Regions from separate parts of the Homo sapiens genome. Here region 2 is linked to region 1. A link is a loop called in an ENCODE intact Hi-C map of the cell type or tissue named here. Cell type or tissue: psoas muscle. All regions are shown on one strand.

What was found. A loop is a pair of places that touch in the nucleus more often than their neighbours do. Peaks named below come from ENCODE experiments on the same cell type or tissue, not always from the same donor. Only the 100,000 strongest peaks of a DNase experiment are listed, where the experiment ranks them.
Region 2: it touches region 1 in a loop (2.1-fold over the local background); 2 of 110 quality-filtered maps call a loop at or near these places.

The regions. Positions count from the first base shown.
Region 1 is chr19:4,227,970-4,230,469 of GRCh38, reverse strand. It overlaps EBI3 (Epstein-Barr virus induced 3), which reads right to left and starts at 947. Exons shown (of 5, transcript NM_005755.3): 1 at 853-947. The coding sequence starts at 919. RefSeq lists an enhancer at 638-727. In psoas muscle, no CTCF peak of the experiment used is centred here; a DNase peak (open chromatin) is centred at 1,145; H3K4me3 peaks cover 450 bases; H3K27me3 peaks cover 2,268 bases.
Region 2 is chr19:3,863,780-3,866,279 of GRCh38, reverse strand. The region is part of intron 1 of ZFR2 (zinc finger RNA binding protein 2); the gene reads left to right. Among named protein-coding and RNA genes, the nearest start is that of ZFR2, 4.0 kb to the left of the region's middle. In psoas muscle, no CTCF peak of the experiment used is centred here; no DNase peak of the experiment used is centred here; H3K27me3 peaks cover 759 bases.

The sequences.
Region 1 (2,500 bases):
CTCCCAAGTAGCTGGGACTACAGGCACGTGCCACCACATCTAGCTAATTTTTTAATTTTTTGTACAGATTGGTGGGGTCCGGTTTCACTATGTTGCCCAGGCTGGTCTCGAATTCCTGGCCTCACGATCCTCACGCCCTGGCCTCCCAAAGTGCTGGAATTACAGGCATGAGCCACCATGCCCTGCTGTAACCATTTTGTCTTCAAGGACATGGAGATGTTCTCTAGTGCAAAATGAATGAATGTCGGCCGGGCGCGGTGGCTCACATCTGTCATCCCAGCACTTTGGGAGCCCGAGGTGGGTGGATCACCTGAGGTCAGGAGTTCAAGACCACCCTGGCCAACATGGTAAAACCCTATCTCTACTAAAAATATAAAAAGTAGCCGGGCATGGTGGCGGGCACCTGTAATCCCAACTACTCGGGAGGCTGAGGGAGGAGAATCTCGCTTGAACCCAGGAGATGGAGGTTTCAGTGAGCTGAGATGGTGCCACTGTACTCCAGCCTGGGCGACAGAGTGAGACTCTGTCTCAAAAAACAAAACCAAAAAGAAACCAAAGGAATGAGTGTGACTCAAATTCGCATGTCTGTGTAGCTATGTCTGTGTAGCTCTATGGATACCTCTGAGCTGTGACTGCCAGTCCCTATCACCCACAAGGTGACATCCTTCCACCCCCAATGTGGCACTCTGCCTCTCTGTGCCTCAGTTCCTCCATCTGTACAATGGGAGGGTAACCCCATCCCACCATTGGGCACGGGAGGATGTGATTTCCCACCCCAGACATGATCCGAGGCCAGTCCTCGTGTCATGTCCGTCTGCCTGGGCCCCCCAGTCCCCCAGGGGCCCCACATACCTTTCCTTCCACTGCAGGGCGGGCAGCTGGCCCAGAGGACAAGGGCCAGGAGAAGCTGCGGGGTCATGGCTGCGGCCAGCTCTGCTCTCAGGAGTGGGTGGGAACGTCGTGGGAGACTTGAGAGGGGAGGTGAGGACTTGGGACCTGCCCAGGGGAAAGCCCAGCCCAGGGTCAAGGCCCGCCCCCTCCCCGACTTCCTTCAGGTCTGACTCACTGGTGGGGCTCGTGGGGCCGCTAGGGAGATGAATTAGGGTGTGGAGGAGCCCCAGCCCCCTGGGGAGCACAGGCCACCCCTGCTCGGAAGGCCCCGAGGGTGGGGGCGGGGGAGGAGGCTGTGAAAGGGAGAAGTGGAGACCTGCTGGCTTTTCCCAGCACAGCATGTCCTGCTGGCCTTCCTTCCGCTGCCCTGAAGCGGGGGAAACCCCAGGCAGGCAGGCAGGGGCTCAGGGACATGGAGGGAGACAGAGGCAGAGATGGGGGAGAGAGGCAGAGAGACAGAGAAGACAGAAGGAAGACACAGAGAGACAGGGAGATGACAGAGACAGAGACACAGAGAGAGACACAGATGAGAGAGGCAGAGAGACAGAGACAAGAAGAGGAGGACACAGAGATAGAGGGATACAGAGACAGGGAGATGACAGAGACAGAGACAGAGAGACACAGATGAAAGAGGCAGAGAGACAGAGACGAGAGGAGGAGGACACAGAGATAGACAGGGAGATGACAGAGAGACACAGAGACACAGATGAAAGAGGCAGAGAGAAAGAGACGAGAGGAGGAGGACACAGAGAGAGAGAGACAGAGACAGGGAGATGACAGAGACAGAGACAGAGAGAGACACAGATGAGAGAGGCAGAGAGAAAGACAAGAGGAAGAGGACAAAGAGATAGAGAGACAGGGAGACGACAGAGACAGAGAGAGATACAGATGAGAGAGACAGAGATGAGAGGAGGAGGACACAGAGATAGATAGAGACAGGGAGATGACAGACAGAGAAAGGGGCATGACAGAGACAGAAACACAGAGAGAGACACAGAGATGAGAAAGGCAGAGATGAGAGGAGGAGGACACGGAGATAGACAGGGAGATGACAGAGACAGAGACAGAGACAAAGATGAGAGAGTCAGAGAGACAGATGAGAGGAGGACACAGAGATAGAGGGATAGAGAGACAGGGAGATGACAGAGACAGAGAGAGCTACAGATGAGAGAGGCAGAGAGACAGATGAGAGGAGGACACAGAGATAGAGGGATAGAGAGACAGGGAGATGACAGAGAAAGTGACAGAGATACAGATGAGAGAGGCAGAGAGACAAATGAGAGGAGGACACAGAGATAGAGAGAGACAGAGACAGGGAGATGACAGAGACAGAGAGAGATACAGATGAGAGAGGCAGAGAGACAGAGACGAGAGGAGGAGGACACAGAGATAGAGAGACAGGGAGATGACAGAGACAGAGAAAGGGGGATGACAGAGACAGAAACACAGAGAGAGACAGAGATGAGAGGAGGAGGACACAGAGATAGATAGGGAGATGATAGAGACAGAGAGAGACAGGGGAATGAGAGAGACAGAGACAGAGATGAGAGGAGGAGGACACAGAGACAGAGAGAGACAGGGAGATGATGGAAACAGAAAGAGAAACACA
Region 2 (2,500 bases), 360 kb after region 1:
AAATACATTTCATTCTCACAAAACCTTGAAACAAGATGATAGGCATTATTTGAATGACTTTAGGTTAACTAGACATTCTTTCTTGTGGGAAATGACTTTTGTTTGGAAACTTTGGCTGCTTTTAAAGTACGTATGTTTTGGCCAGGCGCGGTGACTCAGCCTGTAAACCCAGCACTTTGGGAGGCCGAGGCAAGCGGATCGCTTGAGGTCAGGAGTTCGAGACCAGCCTGGCCAACATGGTGAAACCCTGTCTCTCCTAAAAATACAAAAATTAGCCGGGCGTGGTGTCGCGCGCCTGTAATCCCAGTTACTCGGGAGGCTGAGGCAGGAGAATCTCTTGAACGCGGGAGGTGGAGGTTGCTGTGAGCTGAGATCATCACGTTACTGCACTCCAGCCTGGGCGACAGGGTGAGACTGTCTCAAACAAACAAAAAAGTACCTATGGTTTATATAACCTGCCATGAGAAAACTGATGAGATACCAGATTTTGTGTACCAATTTTATGGCAGCATTTGGACAGCAGTATTTACAACACCTGTTTCAAGAATTGCCAAAACAAAGGCAGCAATTCATTTTTTAGGAGTTTTGGGTAGGTTTTCTTAGCTTATAAAATTGATAACCAGGCCAGGCATGGTGGCTCATGCCTGTCGCTCCAGCACTTTCGAAGGCCAAGACAGGAGGATCACTTGAGCCCAGGAGTTTGACATTAGCCTGGGCAAAATGATGAGACCTTTCCCCCCATCTCTATAAAAAAATTAACAATTAGCTAGATGTGGTGGTGTGCACCTATAGTCCCCAGCTGCTTGGGAGGCTGAGGTAGGAGGATCACCTGAGCCCAGGAGTTTGAGGCTGTAGTGAGTTGGGATTGCAACACTGGACTCCAGCCTGGGCAACAGAGCAAGACACTGTCTCTAAAACAAATGAACAAAAAAATGATAACCGTAGCCCTGGGTAGGAATTTCCTTAACATTTTCATCCATAAATAGGGTTGGTATCTGAACTGCTTAATTGTTGGTCAGTAAGAATTGGACCCACATTCACTCTTGAAGGCATAAGAAAAGTTTACAGTTAGCTGTTGATAATGTTGATTATCTTTATTTTATTTTATATGGTCTTATGAATCTCATATTTTTTTTTAGAAGTTGAATTAGTGCTGCAGGTCTTCAGAATGAAACATTAATCCCATGTGGAAAACTGAATGCAGCAGTGCTTTTAATTAGCACTGAGCGCAGGCCGGGCACGGTGGCTCACACCTGTAATCCCAGCACTTTGGGAGGCCGAGGCGGGTAGATCACCTGAGGTCAGGAGTTCGAGACCAGCCTGGCCAACATGGTGAAACCCAATCTCTACTAAACATACAAAAAAATAGCCAGCTGTGGTGACGCATGCCTGTAATCCTAGCTACTTGGGAGGCTGAGGCAGGAGAATTGCTTGAACCCGGGAGGTGGAGGTCACAGTGAGCTGAGATGGCACCACTGCACTTCAGCCTGGGTGACAGAGCGGGAGTCTGTCTCAAGAAAAAGAGAGAAAAAAAGAAAAGAGAAGAGAAGAGAGAAAAGAAAAGAAAGATTAGCATTGAGCACAGTTTTTTAGCTGAGAATAGCTGAGGAGCTCCAACAGGGTCTGTACATGTTAAGTCACACTAGTCATGAAAGTATGTAGAGCTCAAAGTGGTGTGTTGGAAGTGCAGAGTAGTGGGAAGCGACAGGCCAGAGGCCTCTGCCGTTACCTTTCTCTTTGTTTAGCAGTTTGTCACAGTTCCACCAGTATTACGCAGTCGGCTAGCTGTGCCTTTGCATTCTTGTTAAATCTGAGTTAGAAGACTACTGGATTTTGGTGTAATACTTGATGTCCTGTCCAGAGAACCTCTGTTTGTTTGTTTGTTTGTTTGTTTGTTTGTTTGTGAGACAGGATCTCACTCTGTTGCCCAGGCTGGAGTGCCGTAGCAGTCTTGGCTCACTGCAGCCTCTAACTTCTGGGCTCAGGCAGTCTTCCCCCCTCAGCTTCCTGGAGTGGCTGGGACGACAGGTGCGCACCACCATGCCTGGCGATATTTATTTTTGTAGAGATAGGGTCTTGCTATTTTGCCCAGGCTGGTCTTGAACCGGCCTCAAGAGATCTCCTGCCTTTCCCTCCTAAAGTGCTGGGATTACAGGCACTTCCTCCCTGCAATTAGATTCTGACACTATTAGCATACATTATAAGCTGAGCTCCTTCCCCTGGAGAGTTTCAGGAAGTGGGAGGCGGGGTTGGAACGCCATCACACTCTGTTAGTGATGGGCAGGATGCTCGTTGCTGGTTATTGATTCTCTGTGTGAGGTGAGTCCCGGGCACCTGATACTGACTGAGCCCTCACGTGATCCTTGGGGTAGGTGTTGTGAAGCCCATTTTGCTGATGAGGAAAGTGAGGCTTGGGGGCAGTCACTGGACTGACGTGGGGGCCCAGTGGTCGGCCCGGCTAGGAATGGGCCCAGGCCAGTGCCTCACTCACAGTCAGGGC